Regions from separate parts of the Homo sapiens genome. Here all the other regions are linked to region 3. A link is an interaction called in ENCODE POLR2A ChIA-PET data of the cell type or tissue named here. Cell type or tissue: GM12878. All regions are shown on one strand.

Region 1 (8,000 bases), 56 kb after region 3:
TGTTGTCGTTTTCAGATAGAGTCTCACTCTCTCTCTCTGTGTGTGGAGTGTCGTGATGCCATCACGGCTAACTGCAGCCTTGACCTTCTGGGCTCAAGTGATTCTCCCTCCTCAGCTTCCCTAGTAGTTCGGACCACAGGTGTGCACCACCATGTCCAGCTTTTTTTTTTTTTAATATTTTAGTTTGAGACCAGCCTGGCCATGTTGCCCAGGCTGGTCTCAAAATCCTGAGCTCAAGCAATCCCCCTGCCTTGGCCCCCTCAAAGTGCTGGGATTACAGGCATGAGCCACCATGCTTGGCTATTAGGTGTATGTTTAAATCCATTTGCTTATATCAGTTACATAACCTGAGTGTTATGTAAATCTTAAGCAAAAGAAAAATATATGAAATAAAAATTGAAACTCACTTCCCAACTGCCAATCTCATTCCTGCCTTCAAAGTTTCAGGTATTTATTTCTAGCCTTTTTTCTATGCTGAGTTAAACTGTGTATCTTCTTTGCTTTGCATTTCTTACTGAGCAGTGTGGGAAGGCTACCTTTTAAAATTTATTTGTAGTTCTTTATAATTTTTACCTTTCTTTTTAGGCAGAAAGATTATCTTATTATATAACAGTCTACGGCCATTTTTTCTTAAACTAAATTATTGGGAAATGAATAGAAATCCAGAGTATAGTAACAAATGACCTAGTGTCTTTAACAGATTGGTAGCTAGGAAAAGGAAGTGGTGGAGAGACAGCCGGAGATTAAATGAGACTTAAGAGACTTAGCAACCATTTGTAATATGTGACCTTATTTGGATCCTATTCAAACTAATGGTTAAAAAAATTCATGATAGCTGGGCATGGTGGCTCACGCCTGTAATCCCAGTACTTTGGGAGGCTGAGGTGGGTGGATCACGAGGTCAGGAGATCGAGACCATCCTGGCCAACGTGGTGAAACCCCCTTTACCAAAAATACAAAAATTAGCTGGGCATGGCGGCATGTGCCTGTAGTCCCAGCTACTTGGGAGGCTGAGGCAGGAAAATCGCTTGAACCTGGGAGGTGGAGGTTGCAGTGAACCGAGATGGCGCCACTGCACTCCAGGCTGGCGACAGAGCTAGACTCTGTCTCAAACAAACAAACAAACAAATAAAAATTCATGATAAAGCAGCAGCTCAAGGTGCTGTAAGAAATTCATGATATTTATAAGATAATTGAAAATTTGAACACTGAATATTTGACATTAAGGAATTATTTTTTTTTATATGGTATCGATATTGTGGGTACTTTGCAAGTATCTTTTAAGGATACATAGTGATTGTGGATAAAAAATCTGAGGTCTAGGATTTGTGTCAAAATAATACAGGAAGGGGAGGTGGCGGGAGTGAAGGTGAAACAAGACCAGCTGTGAGTTGATAGTTGTTGAAGCTGGGTACAGGAGGTCCACTGTGCAGTGCTCTCTACATCTGTGTTTGTAATTCTTTTTTTTTTTTGAGACGGAGTCTCACTCTGTCGCCCAGGCTGGAGTGCAGTGGCATGATCTCGGCCCACTGCAACCTCTGCTGCCCGGGTTCAAGCGTTCTCCTGCCTCAGCCTGCCAAGTAGCTGGGATTACAGGCGCCCACCACCACACCCGGCTAATTTTGTAGTTTTAGTAGAGATGGGGTTTCACCATCTTGGCCAGGCTGGTCTTGAACTCCTGACCTCGTGATCCACCTGCCTCGGCCTCCCGAAGTGTTGGGATTACAGGTGTGAGCCACTGCGCCCAGCCTTTTTTTTGAGACAGAGTTTCGCTCTTGTTGCCCAGGCTGGAGTGCAATGGCACGATCTCGGCTCACTGCAACCTCTGCCTCCTGGATTCAAGTAATTCTCCTGCCTCAGCCTCCCAAGTAGCTGGGATTACAGGCATGCACCACCACACCCCGCCAATTTTGTATTTTTAGTAGAGACAAGGTTACACCATGTTGGTCAGGCTGGTCTTGAACTGCTGACCTTGGGTGATCTGCCCACCTTGGCCTCGAAAGTGCTGAGATTACAGGTGTGAACCACGGCGCCCAGCCTTTTTTTTTTTTTTTTTTTTTTGCTGAAGTTTCACTTCTGTTTCACAGGTTGGAGTGCAATGGTATGATCTTGGCTCGCTGCAACCCCCGCCTCTGCCTCCTGGGTTCAAGGGATTCTCCTGCCTCAGCCTCCCGAGTAGCTGAGATTATAGGCATCTACCATCACACCTGGCTAATTTTTGTATTTTTAGTAGAGACGGAGTTTCACCATGTTGGCCAGGCTGGTCTCGAACTCCTGACCTCAGGTAATCCACCTGCCTTGGCCTCCCAAATTGCTGGAATTACAGGTGTGAGCCACTGTGTCCAGCCTAGTTTGGAATTCTTCATAATAAAAAGCTTTTTAAAAAGGTAATATTTGGACTTCTGCTCCTGGGAAGATGGAATAGGACTTTTCCTAATTCTTTCTTCTAACTACAACTAAAACCCCTGGGCTATACATAAGGAAAACACAGGGAGCCTCTGAAAAAGGATGAGGCAGACCAACCAGGGATCTTGGGACTCGAGGAATGACACAGTACTGAGTTCCTTGGGTTTACTTTGCTTTATATATCCCAGACTTGGAGCCAAAGAAAGAAGCTGACAACCTGAAAATGCCAGTGGGCACAAACACAGAAAGTGCCAACAAAAGCTCCCCTGTCCAGCCAGAAGACCAGGAAAGGGCAGCCCAGTGAGGCAGAAAACTTAAAGAGTCACTGCTCTACTCCAGGTCCACACCATAGAAAAAACTATGCAGCCCCACACTTACACCCGCAGAGGTGAATGGGGAGCCTAGGCTTTGACAACAGTCTAGCAATAAGGAAGCCACTCTCCGGGGCCATGGAGGAGCAGTAATGAGGCACTCCTACTTCCTCCAGCCAGAACTCCCACCTTCACGCACCAGTAATGAGCCCCCCAATCTTGAGCATCAGTCGAGGTTGAATGGAGAGCCTAGACTTCTTCCCCCACTGTTAGTAACAAGGTGTGTACCCTTCCCTCCCCTGCCACAGTGGTATCATAAAATGCCAGCTACAACAGAACATTTACAGAAGACCCAGAGTCTCATTACATGATACCCCAAATATCCAGTTTCAAAAAAAAAAAGAAATCACTTGTCATACCAAGAACCAGGAAGATCTCAAACTGAATGAAAAAGACAGTTGATGCCAACACTGAGGTGATAGAGATGTTAGAATCCTATGACAAAAATTTTAAAGCAGCCATTAAAAAAGGCTTCAGTAGCCAGGCGTGGTGGCTCACTTTGGGAGGCTTGTAATCCCAGGACTTTGGGAGGCCGAGGCGGGCAGATCACCTGAGGTCAGGAATTCGATACCAGCCTGACCAACCTTATGAAACCCAGTCTCTACTAAAAATACAAAAAATTAGCCAGGTGAGGTGGTGGGCACCTGTAATCCCAGCTACTCGGGAGGCTGAGGCAGGAGAATCGCTTGAAACTGGGAGGTGGAGGTTGCAGTGAGCTGAGGTCATGCCGTTGCCCTCCAGCCTGGGCAAGAAGAGTGAGACTCCATCTCAAAAAAAAAAAAAAAGGCTTCGGTAGGCAGTTAAGAACAATCATGAAAAAAATGAAAAAATTAAAAATCTCAACAAAGAAATACAATGTCCCAGCAAAATAATAATAAAAATTTAGGAGATAAAAAGAACCAAATGGACATTTTAGAATTGGAAATTGCAGTAACTGAAATAAAAACTTATTGGATAAGCGCAATAGCAGGGTGGAAGGACAGAGAAAAGAATCCTTCAACTGGACAACAATTGGTTGTTTTGTTCTGAGGTGGAGTTTTGCTCTTGTCACCCAGGCTAGAGTACAGTGGAGTGATCTTGGCTTACTGCAACCTCTGCCTCCTGGGTTCAAGCTATTCTCCTGCCTCAGCCTCCCTAGTAGCTGGGCTTACAGGTGCCCACCACCACTTCTGGCTAATTTTTTTATTTTTAGTAGAGACGTAGTTTCACCCTGTTGGCCTGGCTGGTCTTGAACTCCTGACCTTAGGTGATCCACCTCGGTAATCCACCTTAGGTGATCCAAAGTGCTGGGATTACAGGTGTGAGCCACTGGACCCGGCCTCTGTAAGCTTTTTTCTGTGTTTAAAACTTTTCATTTTTGTACTTTTAAAACTTTTTTTTTTTTTTAAACACACACATTAGTCTAGACTTACACAGGGTCAGGATCATCATTATCACTATCTTCCACCTCCAAATCCTGTCCCACTGTCCCACTGGTAGGTCGTCAAGAGCAGTAATGTGTGGAACCGCCGTCTCCTATAATAACAATGCCTTCTTCTAGAATATTTCCTGAAGGACTTGCTTGAGGCTGCTTTACAGTTAACTTAATTTTTAAATAGAAGATGCCCACTCTAAAATATAATGATAAAAAGTATAGCATATTAAATACATAAACCAGTAGCATTGTCATTTATCATCAAGTATTATGTATTGAACATAATTGTCTGTGCTATATATGTTTCTATGGCCGGTAGCCCAGTGGGTTTGTTTATACCAGCATCATCACAAATACATGAGTAATGCGATGCGTTACTGTGACGTCAGTAGGCAACAGGAATTTTTTGGCTCTATTTATAATCTTACGGGACCATCATTGTATGTGTGGACTATTTTTGACTGAAACTTCATTATTTAGCAAATGACTATATTAGCAAATAAAATTGAGCTGTATATAATGAAGAAGTATGCATTATAACCAAGTGGGGTTTATTGCAGGGATGCAAGGCCTCGTTCACTATTAGAAAATCAGTCAACAGCCTGGCTCGGTGGCTCACGCCTGTAATCCCAGCACTTTGGGAGGCCGAGGTGGGCGATGGGCGGATCATGAGGTCAGGAGATCAAGACCATCCTGGCTAACACGGTGAAACCCTGTCTCTACTAAAAATACAAAAAATTAGCTGGGCGTGGTGGTGGGTGCCTGTAGTCCCAGCTACTCGGGAGGCTGAGGCAGGAGAATGGCATGAACCCGGGAGGCAGAGCTTGCAGTGAGCCAAGATTGTGCCACCGCACTGTAGCCTGGGCGACAGAGCGAGACTCCGTCTCAAAAAAAAAAAAAAAAAGTCAAATAGTAAAGATACCACCTCTCCTCAAATTGTCATTCAGGTTTGATGCAATTGCTGTCAAAATCCCAGCAAGAGTTTTTGCAGATAGCAAGATTATTATTTTAAAACCTATATGAAAAGGCAAAGGAATTAAAGTAGCAAAAACAATTTTGAGAAAGAAGTACAACATGGAGGAATCAGCCTTCCTGATTTCAAGACTTGCTGTATAGCTACAGAAGTCCAGATTTTGTAGTATTGGTCAAAGGATAGACATTATAGATCAGTGAAACAGAATTGCAGCCCCACACAAATATGCACAACTGATTATTGACAAAGGTGCAAAGATAAGTCATTGGGGGAAAAAACCTTTTCGGCACATGGTGGCAGAGAAATTGAACATCCCTAGGCAAAACAAAACAAAAGCAAACCCCAAACCAAAAAACAAAAAACCCATATAACTATAAAACTTTGAGAAAAAAACATAGAAGAGAATCTTTGAGATCTAGAGCTAGGCAAATAGTTCTCAGATTTGACACCAAAAACATGATCCATTAAAAAAAAATAAGTTGGATTTCATCAAAATTAAAAACTTTTTAATGTTTTAAGAAGGATGGTCTGTCTCAAAGACTCAACATGGTACATGGTGGTTGGCCTTTATGTGCTGTTGAGGGTTTTCCTGCATTGAAGGGTGCACTCCTGGGTCACCTACTGTCCTGCAAGACAAGCTGTCTTAGCCCTCACACTATAAAAGCCACCCGGACACCGTCTCAAACAGAACTCAAAATGTTGCTGAGACTGGGATCTGGGGGCTGGATTTTACTTTTACAAACAATTTAAAACTTTTTACAGTTAAGAGGATGAATATACAGGCTAAAGACTGGGAGAAAAAATTTGCAAACCATATGTCCAACAGAACACTAGTATCTAGAACATGTAGAAAGAACTCTCAAGTCTTAGTCGTTAAAAAACAGACAAACATTTAACCAAACAACCCAATAAGAAAATGGGCAAAAGACATAAACAGTTTCTGCTGAAGAGAACGTCCATATGACAAAAAAACACATCGAAATTTGTTCAGTATCATTAACCATGAGAAAAATGCGAATTAATCCTAGTACACACTATCAGAACGGCTAAAATAAAAAATATTAATACTGATAACACTAAATGCAGAACGGATGGAGAGAAACTGAATCTGGATCACTCACTCATACATTGCTGGTGGGAATGTAAAATGGTGTAGCTACTTTGGAACACTGTTTGGTAGTTTCTTAATAAAGAAATAGGCTGGGCACAGTGACTCCCTTCTGTAATCCCAGCACTTTGGGAGGCTGAGGCTGGAGGATCACTTGAGCCCAGGAGTTTGAGACCAGCCTGGGCAACATAGGGAGATTGCATCTCTACAAATAATTTTTAAAAATTATACAGGTGTGGTGGTATGCACCTGTGGTCCCAGCTACTCAGGAGATTGAGGCAGGAGGATTGCCTGAGCCTGGGAGGTCGAGGTTGCAGTGAGCCGTAATTGTGCCACTGTGCTCCAGCCTGGGCTACAGAGTGAGACTTGGTCTCAAAACAAAAACAAAAACAAAACCTCAAAAAACAGTACATGCAACTACCATATGGCCCAACAATTGCACTCCTTGGCATTTATCCCAGAGGAATGAAAACTTACTGTATATGAGAGCCACTGTTTTTCCTTCTATAGTCTCACAGCTAAAGAAAAAAAACTTTTCTCATCTTCTCTACTACTCCTCTCAGTATTTCGCTTCCGGTCACCAAAATCTATGGATTTCTGTCCCCCATACTGACAAGTTCTCCAATTTTATGTGGACAACAAGTAGGTGTCCTATAATCAATTCCCTTCAATTCTGACACTATCTACCTGAAGTTAGTGCAGACGCCATTAAGGGCTCGGTCCCTCAAAACTGCCCCTGACTTCAGAGGCCAGTCAGAAGTGGTGGGTCCTCAGGTAACCCACAGCTTCTGTCCAGGTTTGCTACAAATCAGAAGGTCCCATTACCCCTTCCTCATGTTATGTTATTTGCTAGAGTGGCTCACAGAACTCAGGGAAACACTTACCTTTAGCAGTTGTGTAGTGAAGGATATGATAGAGGATACAGATGATGCCCCAGATGAAGAGGTGCACGGGGCAAAGTTTAGAGGCGTTTTGAACACAGGAGCGTCTGTCCCCATGAAGTTGGGGTGGGCCATCCTCTTGGCACATGGATGTGTTCACCAACCCAGAAGCTCTCTAAACTCCATACTTCAGGGATGTGGAGGCTAAGTCACGTAGGCGTGATTGACATTAACTGAGACTACAGTTCCTCTCCCTTCCCTGTAGGATGGGGAGTGGGGCCGAAAGTTCTAAGCTTCTGATCATGACTTGGTCTTTCTGTTGATTAGCCACATCTTGAAAGCTATCCGGGAGCCCACTAAGAGTTGCCTGATTAGAACAGAAGATGCTCTTGTCACCAAGGACATTCCAAGGGGTTTAGGAACTCTGGAACCAGGGGCAGAGACCTATATATATAATTTCTTACTATTTTATACTTATGTTCACACACACACACACACACACACACACCCCTATGCACAGATGTTTACAGCAGCTTTATTGGTAAGAGACAACTAGAAACAACCCAGATGTTCTTCAGTGGGCGAATGGTTAAACTGTGGTACATCTATACCATGGAATATTAGCTACTCAGCAATAAAAAGGAAAAAAACCATTGACAGAAGCAACAACCTGGGTGAACCTGTAGACAATTATATGTAGTGAAAAAGGCCACTCCTAAAAGGTTACATAGTTATGATTCCATTGATGTGACGTTACCGAAATAATAAAATTACAGTGTGGAGAACGGGTTAGTGGTTATCAGGGCTAAGGAGAGTGTGGGTGTGGTTATGCAAGGGCAGCAGGAGG
Region 2 (8,000 bases), 360 kb before region 3:
AGCTAGGTTGCTGAGAAACAGTATTTTAGACCAGAGCTTCTCACAATTTATTCCATAGACTGACGCCAGTCCATAAACTCTTGTTACTGTTCCATAACCAAATAAATATGCAAGTTGAGAATATATATTTAGAAACTTTCATAGCAACTTGATATTGCTGTAATAAATTTGGACTTTTAGACCAGACACAGTGGCTCACGCCCGTAATCCCAGCACTTCAGAAGGCCAAGGCAGGTGGATCTCCTGAGGTCAGGAGTTTGAGACCAGCCTGGCCAACACGGTGAAACCCCATCTCTACTAAAAATATAAAAATTAGCCGGATGCGGTGGCAGGCACCTGTAATCCCAGCTACTCAGGAGGCTGAGGCAGGAGAATTTCTTGAACACAGTAGGCAGAGGTTGCAGTGAGCCGAGATCACACCACTACCTCCAGCCTGGGCAACAGAGCAAGACCCTATCTCAAAAAAAAAAATTAGACTTTTATTTTACATTTCTTTTTTTTCCTCATTTCATTTTATTTTTCTAACAATTCAATTAAATTGTTTTTCAAAAATATTGGTCCATAACTGACTGGAAATATTAAAAACCCCAACTGGCCCTTCAACACGGTATGAGAAGTGCTGCTTTAGCAACTGGGAAGTGTAAAGCACATGATGATGTCCCTGCTGTCTACAAAGAAGAAATGTGTTGAGACGAATATTGTCTGCATGTCAAGTCCATCCAGAACAAGGAGGATTAATGTTTCCCTCAGATTCATCATTGCTTCAAACTCTCTCTACTAATGCTGAGTTTTTTTCTCTGGACATGTTTAAAATACAGTGACTTCTGTCCTTGGGCACTCATCACAGCTTAAGCCTCAGGAACACCTACATCCAGATGATGTTAATGGTAAATGATAAGGAAAAAAACACTGGACAAATATTTATCAGAGGGAAGGCCCTCTTTAAACTTAGGCTCCTAAAGATAAAAGCCATTCAAATGAAACAAAAAACTGAAACCTAAAAAACCAACCAAACAAAGCTTTTTTAAAGTCAGGAGAATCTAAGGTGGCGGAGGGGCGGGGAAGGGCAAACGATTCCAATCTCAAAAGCATTTTTATCTGTGTCATTTTTTCATCCAGTCTAACATGCTGTTTAAGTGGGTATACAATGGAAATAAAGGCTTGATTTATGTCTCTTTCCTAAAGACTGCTCTACTGTGTCTGGACTTTCTTCTACAGCAATTAAAGGTTATCCTGGGAAATAACAAATTCATTTCAAAGTTGGTACAGTAATCCTTTTTTTTCTTGAGATGGAGTCTCACTCCGTCGCCCAGCCTGGAGTGCAGTGGCACAATCTCGGCTCACTGCAACCTCAGCATCCCTGATTCAAGAGATTCTCCTGCCTCAGCCTCCTGAGTAGCTGGGACTACGGGCACACACCACCACGCCCAGCTAATTTTGTATATTCAGTAGAGATGGGGTTTCACCATGTTGGCCAGGCTGGTCTCGAATTCCTGATCTCAAGTTATCTGTCCGCCTCAGCCTCCCAAAGTCCTGAGATTACAGGTGTGAGCAACTGCACCCGGCCTCCAATTTTCATTTAATAAACACATAAAAAAACCAAACTGTATGGATAACTACAACTGAAAATAGCAATTTCAAATATTTACAAAACATATAGTCTCTTGCTACCTAGGACAATGATGATCTGTTAAGACAGCAAAGTGCCTGCTTTCAGGTCTTTTGTAGATTTTCCTTGTACCAACCATACTTCAAGTCACAAGAACCACACTTCATTTGATGTGCAGCACATAAAAAAAGCATTAAATAATATCTATGAGAAAAAAATCAGTCAGGCGTGGTAGCTCACACCTCTAATCTCAGCACTTTGGGAGGCGGAGGTGAGCGGATCACAAGGTCAGGAGATCAAGACCATCCTGGCTAACACAGTGAAACCCCATCTCTACTAAAAATGCAAAAAATTAGCCAGGCGTGGTGGTGGGCACCTGTAGTCCCAGCTACTCGGGAGGCTGAGGCAGGAGAATGGCGTGAACCCGGGAGGCAGAGCTTGCAGTGAGTGGAGATCGCGCCACTGCGCTCCAGCCTGGGCAACAGAGCGAGACTCCATCTCAAAAAAAAAGAAAAGAAAAAAAATCAGCCGGGTGCAGTGGTTCACACCTGTAATCCCAGCACTTTGGAAGCCTGAGGCAGGCGAATCACTTGAGGTCGGGAGTTCATGACCAGCCTGGCCAACACAGTGAAACCCCATCTCTACTAAACATACAAAAATTAGCCAGGCATGGTGGCAGGCAAAGGTGTCCCAGCTACTTGGGAGGCTGAGGCAGGAGAATCACTTGAACTGGGAGGCGGAGGTTGCAGTGAGCTGCGATCGTGCCACTGCACTCCAGCCTGGGTGACAGAGCAAAACTCCATCTCAAAAAAAAAAAAAAAAAAGAAAAAAGAAAAAAAAAATCTGTAGGTCATTCATAAGCCAAAAGTACTTAAAAATTTTTTTGATAATGACACATGCAGAGGCTATAAAACTAGATATAGGCTATCTAAACACCACAGAATTAACTTCTTAGCCTTGATGTATGCATGCGGGGGACTTTTCCTCTACCATCTTAGGTTCACTAACTGGGGCCTGTGAAATAAACAGACAACAGATTAACGAGAAAAGATTTAGTTCGAATGCATACAAAGGCTTCAGAGAAAAAAAGTAAAAACCCAAAGAGGTGGTTAAACTTGGGAGCTTAGATACCATTTTAACAAAAGAAACTAAAATGCAGACAAAGGAAAAAGGATTTGGACTTCTAGGGGTGGTAATCTGTGGGAAGGTAAACATATGGGTAAAACTAATGAAAGATAAGGGTTATTTTAGCAAGGCTTATTTATGCAGAATTAAGCTGGTACCATCTCCAGTGATAAAGAGTTTTCTCTGGTGATTCAGAATTTTCTCCTCTTCCTGGTATGGGAAAGGGAAGGGGTGACACCTTCACAAAAGGAAATGTATGTCCTGCTTTTAGGCATATAGGGGGAGGGTAAAGGGCTCTTTTTGCATCTGCTGTTTCTCAGTTGCCTTCAACTCAAAATAATTCTTAAGCCAAAGTGGTATATTTGGGGGTGGTATATTCTGATCCCCTTCATGCTCATATAGAGAAGTGAAAAAGAGAGAGGAGCCATGACAACCAGCTATGATCTGAAAGAGAAGAGCATCCAGCATAATTCACTGGGATTCCATGCAGAAAGTCAGTTCATTCTGCAATCCATACAACTCAGCTTACTCTGAGACCTGGAAATCTAACCCATCACAGTATATAAGAAGTGTATGTACAGATTTTATAAGAAAAATGTTAACTGAAATGAAGATACATTCCTACAAGACCTCTGCATCATTATTTCATAAATGGGTCAAAAACACCAAAATAATTCCAGGTCAGAAAAAACCCCTTACTGGGATCTCTAAAAGGCAGTATCTAATTTACCAAGATACCACTTTTCTTTCATATAGTTCACCAAAGCTGAGTTCCAAATGGATAGGAAAAAAATTCTGGAAGCATTTATACAGAAAGGAGAAAATGCTAAAAAAAATTTTGTTTAACTGTCAAATCTCTCAAATCAGATTAAATGAACTAACTAGCACAATATTAGAAGTAACCGGCCGGGTGTGGTGGCTCACGCCTGTAATCCCAGGACTTTGGGAGGCCGAGGTGGGCAGATCACGAGGTCAAGAGATCGAGACCATCCTGGCTAACATGGTGAAACCCCGTCTCTACTAAAAATACAAAAACAAAAAATTAGCCGGGACTGGTGGCAGGCGCCTGTGGTCCCAGCTACTCGGGAGGCTGAGGTGAGAGAATGGTGTGAACCCGGGAGGCGGAGCTTGCAGTGAGCTGAGATCGCGTCACTGCACTCCAGCCTGGGTGACAGAGCGAGACTCCATCTCAAAAAAAAAAAAAGGAAGTAACCACAAAAGGAAAGAAAACTAGACTGTCTCTGCTATAGGGTTATAACTGTGTGTGGCCTGAGAAGCTAAATGTTTTGGTCACTATAAGCCAAGAAAAGCTAGTTTGAAAGTGAAACACAAGAGGTAACCTGAAGGATGTCAACGATTAGGACCACACAAAAGGAAGAGCTTGAAAGAGACTAACAAAACCAAGCTCAACAATAAACAGACCCTTGTATGTTTTTTTCTATACACCAAGCACTACGCCAAGGCTTTACCTATATTAACCCATATAAACTACTGCACGTAACTTATGGCCTTGCTTCCTAACCAAATTTATCCTGGCTTTTTTTAGGTTCACTGCTTTTACAGAGTTCCTGGTAAGCTCCCAAATTCTGAACTGAAAGTAAACTACATACTATATAAACTATTTAATACATACTCCACGAATCCCAAATATACCAATGTCGCTGATTTTCAACCTCTTCACTATTTTAAGAGTTTATTGTTCCTTGATGGTTTACCTCATCACACCATAACAGTTATTTTAAGAGTTGAAGCTACTAAAATCAACGATGACATGACTAGGCATCATTAAAATAGGAATAAAAATCATTGATCTGTTTGCAATCTAATATGCTATTTCAATCAATTTTCATACATTAACAGTATAACCAGTATTCTTAGTATAAAATTAAACAGAAACACTGTATGAAAAACAGTTACCTGAATTTGAATCTGGAAAAGACAAATAGCAAATATTGGTTTTCTGAAAAAGAAAACAAAAGTGATGTATGCTGACACATACATAATCAATAAAAACAAACAGAAATATAACAGTAAACTATACAGAGCAGTATTTTTACTTACTTCTCTGTCAGTAAGTTTGGAATGCTGAGGATAAATTACCTGGAAGAAAAGAGTTAAATTTTGTTAAACATATTATAAACATTAGTTATAAACATATTATAGGCCAGGCACGGTGGCTCACGCTGGTAATCCCAGCACTTTGGGAGCCCAAGGCAGGCGGATCACTTGAGGTCAGGTGTTTAAGACCAACCTGGCCAACATGCCGAAACCCCGTCTCTACTAAAATTACAAAAATTAGCCAGGTGTGGTGGCATGCACCTGTAGTCCCACCTACTCGGGAGGCTGAGGCAGGAGGATCACTTGAACCCGGGAGACAGAGATCGTAGTAAGCCGAGATCATGCCACTGCACTCCAGCCTGGGTGACAGAGCAAGACCCCGTCTCAAATCAAACAAACAAACAAAAAAATATATATATATAACATTAGTCTAAAATAGTAGTTGGTTATGGTCAAATCACTTTCAGAAATAGTTCACAGATGCACGGATAAAGAAAATGCAGTACATATACATAATGGGATATTATTCAGCCATTAAAAAAATGAAATCCAGGCCAGGCATATTGGCTCACACCTGTAATCTCAGCACTTTGGGAGGCTGAGACGTGCAGAGTTCAATACCAGCCTGGTCAACATGATGAAACCCCATCTCTACTAAAATACAAAAATTAGCTGGGTGTGGTGGCTCATGCTTGTAATCCCAGCTACTCGGGAGCCTGAGACATGAGAATCACTTGAACCCAGGAGACGGAGGTTGCAGTGAGCTGAGATTACGCCACTGCACTCCAGCCTGGGCGACAGAATGACATTTCGTATCAAAAAAAAAAAAAAAAAAAGAAAGAAAAAGAAAAAAAAAAAATAATGAAATCCTGTCATTTGCAACAGCATGGGTAGAACTGTTAAGTGAAATAAGCCAGGCACAGAAAGACAAATATCACATGTTCTCACTCATATGTAAGGGCTAAAAAGAGGAACTCACAGAGATAGAAAATAGAATAATGATGGTAAGTTACCAGAGGCTGGGAAGAGTAGTAAGAGTTTGAGAGGGGGGAATAAAGAACGGTTAAGGGCTACAAAAATACAATTAGATAGAAGGAATAAGATCTAGTGTTTGGTAGCACAATAGGACAACCACAGTTAAAAATAATTTATTGTGTATTTCAAAATCACTAAAGAGTAGAACTGGAATGTTCCCAACACAAAGAAATGATAAATGCTTGAAGTGATGGATATCCCAATAACTCTATTTGATCATTATACATTGCATGTCTGCATCAAAATATCACATGTACCCCATATATATGTGCAACTATTATATATCCACAATAATGAAGTTTTTTTTGTGCTTTTTTTGTTTTTGTTTTTGAGAAGGAGTTTCACTCTTGTTGCCCAGGCTTGAGTGCAATGGTGTGATCTTGGCTTACTGTAACCTCCACCTCCCAGGTTCAAGTGATTCTTCCCCTCCCGGGTTCAAGCAAATCTCCTGCCTCAGCCTCCTGAGTAGCTGGAATTACAGGCATGTGCCACCACACCCAGCCAATTTTGTATTTTTAGTAGAGATGAGGATTTCACCATGTTGGTCAGGGTGGTCTCGAAATCCTGACCTCAGGTGATCCACCTGCCTTGGCCTCCCAAAGTGCTGGGATTTCAGGCGTGAGCCACCGTGCCCAGTCAAGAATATTTTTTTAAAAATACTGGGAAGCCGGCCGGGTGCAGTGGCTCACGCCTGTAATCCCAGCACTTTGGGAGGCTGAGGTGGGAGGATCACGAGGGCAGGAGATCGAGACCATACGGTGAAACCCCGTCTCTACTAAAAATACAAAAAAATTAGCTGGGCGTGGTGGCGTGTGCCTGTAGTCCCAGCTGCTGGGGAAGCTGAGGCAGGAGAATGGCGTGAACCTGGGAGGTGGAGGTTGCAGCGAGCCAAGATCGCGCCACTGCACTCCAGCCTGGGTGACAGAGCAAGACCCCGTCTCAAAAAAAAAAAAGAAATTGGGAGGCCGAGGCAGGTGGATCACAAGGTCAGGAGTTCAAGACCAGCCTGGCCAACAAGGTAAAACCCCATCTCTACTAAAAATACAAAAATTAGCTGAACATGGTGGTACATGCCTGTAATCCCAGCTACTCCGGAGGCTGAAGCAGGAGAATTGCTTGAACCTGGACCTGTGAGGTGGAGGTAGCAGTGGGCCCAAGATCGTGCCACTGCACTCCAGCCTGGGCTACAGAGCAAGACTCTTATCTCAAAAAATAAATAAATAAGATAAAATAAATAAATAACTAGTTCTGCAGCACTATTCACAATAGCAAAGCCATTAAATCAAATTAAATGCCCATCAATGAGAGACTGGATAAAGAAAATGTGGTACATATATACCACGAAATACTATGCAGCCATAAAAAAAGAATGGGATCATGTCTTTTATGGGAACACGGATGAAGCTGGAGGCTATTATCCTCAGCTAACTAATGCAGGAACTGAAAACCAAATACTGCATATTGTCTCTTATAAGTGGGAGGAGCTAAATAATGAGACCTTATGAACACAAAGAAGGAAACAACAGACACTGGGGTCTACTTGATGGTGGAGGGTGGGAGGAGGGAGAGGAGCAGAAAAGATAACTATTGGATACTGGGCTTAACACCTGGGTGATGAAATAATCTGCACAACAAACCCCTGAGACATGAGTTTATGTACATGTTTATGTAACAAACTTTTACATGTACCCAGAAACCTAAAATAAAAGTTAAAAGACAAAAAGCAAAACAAAAAGAAACAGTTCACAAACTTTAATAATGAAACAAGGGGGAAAGCTGGGAGCATTGAGTAATATTTACATTAGGTAAAAAAAGTTTTTGGTTTAAAGTTATCTCCAAAAGATTGGTAAAATCATTAAGTTATCAAGAACCATTTACCAATTGACTAATAACTCAAAGCTTACTGAGTCTTCTTTGGTAGCCTATAATCTAAAGAGAAAATAATCTTCAGCTGGCGTCTACTTCAGTAAATAATATTTTTCAACTGACTCCAACAAGTAATACACATCCTAACTACTTAGTTATTAGTAAAAGAAAAATGAAACGGAAAAATAATTATCTGCAGTTTAAGAAACCTCAAGGACCATCTCCACAATAAAGGCTATCCTAATTCTCTCTGGTCCCTTTAAAGGATCATTATGCATTTTCTTAGGTTATTTTAGTGTCTGCAGTG
Region 3 (8,000 bases):
AACTGGCTCACATAGAAGGAAAATGATTGGCTCATGTCAGCAAGCCTAGATGCAGAGCAAGTTATGGGTTTCAGGGATCCAGCATCTAAATGATGTCATCAAGAACCCAAGTTTTTTGGGTCTCTGCTCTGTTGGTTTCTTTCATCCTAAAGCTGGTTCTCCTGTGGTTTACCATAGTAGAGTTCCTGTGAGAACTCCACTCTGACCAATCAGGCCTTCCCAGAGCCAGGGATGGATGGAGTCGCTTCTTTTGAGGCCCATGGGTCCTATCTGGAGGGGATGGATCCAGACTCCTATCAGGAATCTAGGAGGGGCCGGGCACGGTGGCTCATGCCTGTAATCCCAGCACTTCATAATGCCAAGGTGGACAGATCACTTGAGGCCAGGAGTTCCAGATCAGCCTGGCCAGTATGGTGAAACCCCATCTCTACTAAAAATACAAAAATTAGCTAGGCGTGGTAGCAGGCGCCTGTTGTCCCAGCTACTCGGGTGGCTGAGGTGGGAGGATCACTTGAGCCTGGGCACAGAGGTTGCGGTGAGGTTGTGGTGAGCTGTGGTTGCGCTGCTGCCCTCCAGCCTGGGCAACAGAGTGAGACCCTGTCTCAAAAACAACAACAACAAAATCTTATGTACCCCATAAATATATACACCTACTGTGTATCCACAAAAGTTAAAAATTAGAAAAGGCAAATTGCAGAGATTTCCATATGCTATGATACCGTTTATATGAAGTTTTACATATGTCATAAAAATACAGATAACCTTTAGGGGAATGATCATTACCAAACTTTTGGATAACGGTTTCTGGGGATGGGCAGAGAGGGCTATACAGTCATGAAGAGGTGTATAGGGGCTTTCAACTCTTTGTAGTGTTTTATTTCTTCAGTCCCATGGTGGTTATATGATTCTTCACTCCCCTTTTTTTGTGTGGAATATTTTTCTTATAAAAAGTGTGTCTTTTATTTATTTATTTATCTTTTTCACATGGAGTCTCACTCTGTCGCCCAGGCTGGAGTGCAGTGTTGCGATCTCGGCTCACTGCAAGCTCCGCCTCCCGGGTTCGCGCCATTCTCCTGCCTCAGCCTCCCGAGTAGCTGGGACTACAGGCGCCCGCCACCACGCCTGGCTAATTTTTTGTATTTTTAGCAGAGACGGGGTTTCACTGTGTTAGCCAGGATGGTCTCAATCTGCTGACCTTGTGATCTGCCTGCCTCGGCCTCCCAAAGTGCTAGGGGATTACAGACGTGAGCCACCGTGCCCTGCCTTTTTTTTTTTTTTTTTTTTTTTTTAAAGGCAGAGTCTTGCCCTGTTGGCCAGGCTGCAGTGCAGTGGCCTGATAATGGCTCACTGCAGCTTCCACCTCCCAGGCTCAAGCAATCCTCCCACCTCAGCCTCCTGAGTAGCTGGGACTACAGGTATGTGCCACCAAGCCTGGCTAATTTTTCCATTTTTAAAGGTTTTGCCATGTTGCCCAGGCTGGTCTCGAACCCCTGGGTTCAAGCCATCCTCCCACCTTGGCCTCCCAAATTGCTGGGACTATAGACGTGAACCACTGCACCCCCATCCAAAAGTGTCATTTTAATGCTGACATACTGCATTACTAAGCTTGACCAGGGGAAGAGAAAAAAAAATACCTTGTGTTTATTATTTTGTTTGTTTGTTTGTTTGAGACAGGGTCTTGCTCTTTCTCCCAGGCTAGAGTGCAGTGGCATGAACATGGCTCACTGCAGCCTCCACTTCCCAGGGTCAAGCCATCCTCCCACTTCAGCCTCCCAAGTAGCTGGGATTACAGGTGTGTGCCACCACACCTGACTAATTTTTCTTTTTTTCTTTTTTTGTATTTTTGGTAGAGACAGGGTTGCCCAGGCTGGTCTTGAACTCCTGAGCTCAAGCAATCCTCTCTTCAGCCTCCCAAAGTGCTGGGATTACAAGTATGAGCCACTGTGCCCGGCCTGTTTGTTTGTTTTAAAGACAAGTTTGGGCCCAGTTTATAAGAAAAGAAAACAGACCATCCTTAGGGTGTCAGGATGATATTTTGACAAAGGCATTCATGCTTAGCAGGATTTCTCTCCCCCTACCCCCACCCCAAGTGTTGAAACGGCTGAGCTAATTACCTTAGAATGTAAGGCTTCCTCTGTTGCTTGTGAACGTGGCAGACTTGGGATTCTCAGAGACAGAGGGCTTCAGAAGCTTGCCTCTGGGAGCGTCCAGTCAATAGCTTTTTGTCTGAGCAGAAGGAGATATTGCTCAAGGTACCATCTCAAGGGACTGCTGAATCAGTTGCATTGTCTCTAAAAGTAGGTAAAAGTCTAGAGTAGGGCTGGTTCAACAGTGGAATGAGTGTTAAGAGAGAGTTGCATTCTAAGAACACCTTTACACTGTGGCCAAATTCAAGCAGGTCCATTTTGTGGTTTGGTGGTCCCCATCTAGTGGGATGTGGTCTGGTATCCCAGGCACCTGCATATATGAGCTCAGATGGGTTTAATTTTTGAAAAACTGCTTTATTGGCTGGGTGTGGTAGCTCATGCCTGTAATCCCAACATTTTGGGAGGCCAAGGCAGGAGGATCTCTTGAGCCTGGGAATTCAGGACCAGCCTGGGCAACATTGAGAGATCCCCATCTCTACTCCCTTCCCCGCCAAAAAAAAGCTAGGTGTAGTGACATGCACCTGTGGTCCCAGCTACTCAGGAGGCTGAGGTGGGAGGATTGCTTGAGCCCGGGAAGTCAAGACTGCAGTGAGCTGAGATTGCATGACTGCACTCCAGCCTGGGCAAAAGAGTGAGACATTGTCTCAATCTCCCCACCCCTGCCAAGAAAACCCAAAAAATATTGAGGTATAATTGTTATACAATGAAGAACACATTTTGATTAGCTTATACACACACTCCTGTGTACACATGTACACTCACACATCAGGAAACCATCACCATAATCAAGACAGCGAACCTCCCTATCCAGCCCCAGAAGTTTCCTTGTGCCTCTTTGTAATTCTTGCCTTTTATCTCTCCATGTCTTCCACACCCATGCTCAAGCATTCACTGATCTGCTTTCTGTCATTATCAGTCAGTTTTCATCTTTTAGCCTTTTATATAAATGGAATCATATAGTATGCTGTTTTGTTTTTTTTTGAGACAAGAGTCTCACTCTGTTACCCAGGCTGGAGTGCAGTGGTGCGACCTCGGCTCACTACAACCTCCATCTCCCCAGATTTAAGTGATTCTCCTGCCCTAGCTTCCCGAGTAGCAGGGATTACAGGCACATGCTATCATGCCTAGCTAATTTTTGTATTTTTAGTAAAGATGGGGATTCACCATGTTGGCCAGGCTGGTCCCGAACTCCTGACCTCAGGTGATCACCCGCCTTGGCCTCCCAAAGTGCTAGGATCACAGGCATGAGCCACTACGCCCTGCCAGTATGTACTCTTTTTGTCTGGCTTCTTCTAGCATAGTTATTCTGAAATTCATCCTTGTTGCATGTGTCAATAGTCCTATTCCTTTTTATTGCTGAGTAGTAGTCCATTGTATGGATATACTACATTTTGTTTATACATCCTTCTGTTGATAACATTTGGGTGGTTTCTTATTTATTTATTTATTTTTGAGACGGAGTCTCACTCTGTTGAACAGGCTGGAGTGCAGTGGTGTGATCTTGGCTCACTGCAACCTCCACCTCCCGGGTTCAAGCAATTCTCCTGCCTCAGCCTTCTGAGTAGCTGGGATTACAGGCATTTGCCACCACACCTGGCTAATTTTTGTATTTTTAGTAGAGACGGGGTTTCACCATGTTGGTCATGCTGGTCTCGAACTCCTGACCTTAGGCGATCCGCTCACCTCTGCCTCCCAAAGTGCAGGGATTATAGGTGTGAGCCACCACGCCTGGCCGGGTGGTTTCTAAATAAAGCTATCATGAACATCTTTTACTACTCTTTGTATGGATGTATATTTCTATTTTTCTGAGTGGAATGTTAGGATCATACATCATAGGTGTACGTTTAACTGTTCAAGAAACTGCCAAACTGTTTCCCAAAGTGGTTGTATTGTTTTACATTTCCACGAGCAGTGTTTGAGAGCTCCAGTTCTTGCACATCCTAGCCACAAAAAGGTTCTGTTTTTTAAAGACAATTTTTTTTTTTTTTTGAGAGTTTCGCCCTAGTCGCCCAGGCTGGAGTGCAGTGGTAAGCGAATCCCTGCTACAGGCCAGAGACTGTTCTCAGTTGGTTTTTACACCAAGTATCGCACTTCATTCTAACACTCCACCATTTTACAAATGAGGAAACCGAGGCACTGAGAGGTTTAGTAACTTGTGGCACAGCCAGGAAGCAGTAGAGAAAGACTTTGAATATAAATGTATCCATTAGGATGTATATGGTTCCAAGTCATGGGAAACCTACCTAATCCTGGTTTATCCAAAAAGGGAGCTCATTGGCTCTCGTAACTGAAAAGTCAAGGGGTAGGCAGGCAGTTGGACCTGGAAGTCTCCAGGGCATCAGAGAGCCTTGGCTCTGCTTCTCTGATTCTGTTGTCTCTCCACAGACGGGTGGGTGTAGCAGTCCCAGGCCCGCAGCCACACCCCACACCTCCCAGAGGAAGAAGGCGGGCCCTGATCCCAGCAGTCCCAGGAAAGCCCTGAGGTTCACTGTGATTGGACCAGCCTATGTCACCTGCTCACATCTCAGCCCACCACTGGCAAGGGTGTTTGACTCTTGGGAATGACTCTTGGGACTGGCTTGTCCTAGATCACATGTTCTACCTGAAATTGGGGACATTGCAGAGGATTGGTGGAGTGGACCTCAAGGAGGTGTTTCACGTGGCTTCCTGTGTCACTAGGTTGCCATTTATTCTTTAGAAAGCCCCTTTGTTTGATGAAACCCTGGTGTCACAGGCTGTGTGACTTAGGGTAATCCCCTTGTCCACATCTGTGAAGTGAGATTACCTCTTCACCTCACAGGCAGATCAAACAGGAAAACAAAAACAAAACCAAACCCAAAATACACGTAAATTGCAGAGTGCTTGAGGTTTCTTTTAAGCTGTCTATGTAATTAAAAGCTGTTACTTAGACTTGGATATGAAATAAAATCTGACTTCAAATTTAAGTGGTGTAATTTCCATGCCTCTTAAAATATCAGGTAACTTCATTTGTGAGCCTCAGTCTGTAGACTTGAGGGATTTCCATCTGAAGAGGGGGCAGAATGGTGGTTTAGGGAACGCAACATGTACCCCACCCCCAACTTTTTTAAGAGGAAGAGTTGAAAGAAATAATGAATGTGTGAGAAATAAGGGGTTTGATTGCCTTCCAGGGTCCATGTTGAAGGAGAGGAAAATGTAGCTCAACCACAGTGACTCTCCCCAATTAAAAACTAAAAAAAGATCCGTGGTTATAGGGCTTGGACTTCGGACAAGCCAGCAGCCTCAGTCATTGTGAGTGTGATTCCAGATTGGAAGGTTCTGCTAGGAGGAAAGTGGAAGTTTTGAGAATTCCTAGTTGGACAGAATGCCTCTTGATCACGGCCTTAGCTAAAGGAGACCACTCTTTGCTGGATGGATCAGTCAGCTACGTGTGAAGTTTGGCTCAGTACAACATTCTCGGCCTGGGGCGGCAGCATGGGAAAGATTTTTATTGGAATTAACTTTCTACAGAGATGTACTTTCAAATGAGACCATCCTTCTCTCACTGGTGAGCTCACCCGGGCTCTTATTCCACAAAGCTTAATTGTTTTGGACCCATACATTTAAACTCCTTAATTAATTGACTCAAGACTTAGGACAGATTTGCTTTTCTTTATAATGACTCCATGGCTGTAAATGCTGCTGATTCAGATGAAAGAGGACCCTAGAGCACAGAATGAGAAGGACGTGGACTCAGGATACCTGTTTCTTTATTCTGACTGTGCTCTTCGTCAGCTCTGGGGCTTTGGACCCCAGTTTTGTAACCACCTAACGAGTTCACCTTGCCTGCTGCCTAGACGGAGCTGATTTATCAAGACAGAGGAATTGCAATGGAGAAAGAGTAAGTCACCCAGAGCCAGCTGTGTGGGAGGCTAGAATTTTATTGTTACTGAAATCAGTCTCCCGAGCATTTGGGATCAGAGTTTTTAAAGATAATTCGGCAGGTAGGGGCTCAGGAAGTGGGGAGTGCTGATTGGTCAAGTTGGAGATGGAGTCACAGGGGGTCGAAGTGACGTTTTCTTGCTGTCTTCTGTTCCTGGGTGGGATGGCAGAACTGGTTGAGCCAGATTACCGCTCTGGGAGGTGTCAGCTGATCCATGGAGTGCAGGGTCTGCAAACTATCTCAAGCACTGATGTTAAGTTTTACAGTAGTGATGTTATCTCCAGAAGCAATTTGTGGAGGTTCAGACTCTTGCAGTTTCTGACCCCTAAACCTTAATTTCTAATCTTGTAGCTAATTTGTTAGTCCTACAAAGGCAGACTGCTCCCAAGGCAAGAAGAGGGTCTTTTTGGGAAAGGGCTATTAGCAGTTTTTTTTCAGAGTGAAACCATAAACTAAATTCATTCCCAAGGTTAGTTTGGCCTATGCCCAGGAATGAACAAGGACAGCCTAAAGGTTAGAAGCAAGATGGAGTCGGTTAGGTCTGACCTCTTTCACTGTCTATAATTTTTGCAAAGGCAGTTTCAGTTTCTCACCTGTAAACGTTGAAGACTGAGCCAGAATCAGGGTCATCAAATAGCACCCCGGCTATACTTTCTTCTCTTCATGACAAACATTGCTGGTCAGTTGATATGATGTTCTTTCCCACTGGGCCCAGACTTGACATTAGAGTCTTTTTTTTTTTTTTTTTTTTTTTTTTGAGACAGTCTCGCTCTATCACCCTGGCTGGAGTGCAGTGGCACCATCTCAGCTCACTGCAACCTCCGTCTCCAGAGTTCAAGCAATTCTCCTGCCTCAGCCTCTCAGGTAGCTGGGATTACAGGAGTGCACCACCACACCCAGCAGATTTTTGTATTTTTAGTAGAGACGGGGTTTCGCCATGTTGGCCAGGCTTGTCTGGAACTCCTGACCTCAGGCCATCCGCTCGCTTTGGCCTCCCAAAGTGCTAGGATTATAGGCGTAAGCCACCACGCCTGGCCGACATCAGAGTCATTTTAGCCTGCAATGCAAGTTGTCCTCAGTGGGCTGCTAGCATTGGCTTCAACCTTCATATCAGCCAGCTAAAGCCCCTTGTAATGAATGGGGAGGTTCCTTCACCCTTGCCTCCCGCTGCCTCCTCTTGACCACTCATTTTTTTTCTTGTAGTTCAGGAACCAATTCAGATGATTTCCCTCGTGAAGTCCTCTCGAAAGCCCCCAGGTAGAATTATTCATTTTTTCCCTTGCATTCCCACAGCACTGTGCACACAAATTAGAATCCTTGTAAAATGGCCATGATTCTGTTTATGACCCTGGCCCTCCACCAGACCAGCCTCTCTGCCCTCTGGCTTTTTTAGATCACTGGCATGGTTTCTGCCTACTCCAGGTGCCAGTATTATTTTGTGAATGTTTTTTTTCTTCATATCTACTCATCTTTATACTACTTTACTCGTAAAAGGAAACTAGAGAACATGATCTTAAATGAAAACCACGATCACTTGCCAGAAAGAACAGGTAACTAGGCTTTGAAAAAATAAGTTAGAGGAGATAGCATAAGAAAAAATTAAAAAATAAATAAAATCAATGAAAACAACGTGTTACTAAATTCTTGAAAAGTTTTTTGAAGACTTTGAGCCTGAGGCCTGTTCTTATTGTTTGTTTGTTTGTTTGTTTGTTTGTTTTTATGACAGAGTTTCGCTCTTGTTGCCCAGGCTAGAGTGCAATGGCATGATCTCGGCTCATTGCAGCATTTGCCTCCTGTGTTCAAGCGATTCTCCTGCCTCAGCCTCCCGAGTAGCTGGGATTACAGGTGCCCGCCACCATGCCCAGCTAATTTTTGTATTTTAGTAGAGATGGGTTTTTGCCATGTTGGCCAGGCTGGTCTCGAACTCCTGACCTCAGGTGATCCACCTGCCT

The links. ChIA-PET counts read pairs that join two places held together with the same protein. Peaks named below come from ENCODE experiments on the same cell type or tissue, not always from the same donor. Only the 100,000 strongest peaks of a DNase experiment are listed, where the experiment ranks them.
Region 1: POLR2A ChIA-PET joins it to region 3 with 10 read pairs; 10 of 35 experiments call an interaction of 5 or more read pairs at or near these places.
Region 2: POLR2A ChIA-PET joins it to region 3 with 10 read pairs; 2 of 35 experiments call an interaction of 5 or more read pairs at or near these places.

What each region holds. Positions count from the first base shown.
Region 1 is chr3:58,086,000-58,093,999 of GRCh38, forward strand. All of the region lies in intron 4 of FLNB (filamin B), which reads left to right. Among named protein-coding and RNA genes, the nearest start is that of FLNB-AS1, 81 kb to the right of the region's middle. In GM12878, no CTCF peak of the experiment used is centred here; no DNase peak of the experiment used is centred here.
Region 2 is chr3:57,667,605-57,675,604 of GRCh38, forward strand. DENND6A (DENN domain containing 6A) reads right to left here. Exons shown (of 20, transcript NM_152678.3): 2 at 4,796-4,834; 3 at 4,652-4,694. Among named protein-coding and RNA genes, the nearest start is that of DENND6A, 21 kb to the right of the region's middle. RefSeq lists a silencer at 7,998-8,000. In GM12878, no CTCF peak of the experiment used is centred here; a DNase peak (open chromatin) is centred at 4,007; H3K4me3 peaks cover 788 bases; H3K27ac peaks cover 1,957 bases.
Region 3 is chr3:58,030,280-58,038,279 of GRCh38, forward strand. The region is part of intron 1 of FLNB (filamin B); the gene reads left to right. Among named protein-coding and RNA genes, the nearest start is that of FLNB, 26 kb to the left of the region's middle. RefSeq lists enhancers at 4,589-5,088, 7,876-8,000. In GM12878, no CTCF peak of the experiment used is centred here; a DNase peak (open chromatin) is centred at 4,902; H3K4me3 peaks cover 524 bases; H3K27ac peaks cover 1,542 bases.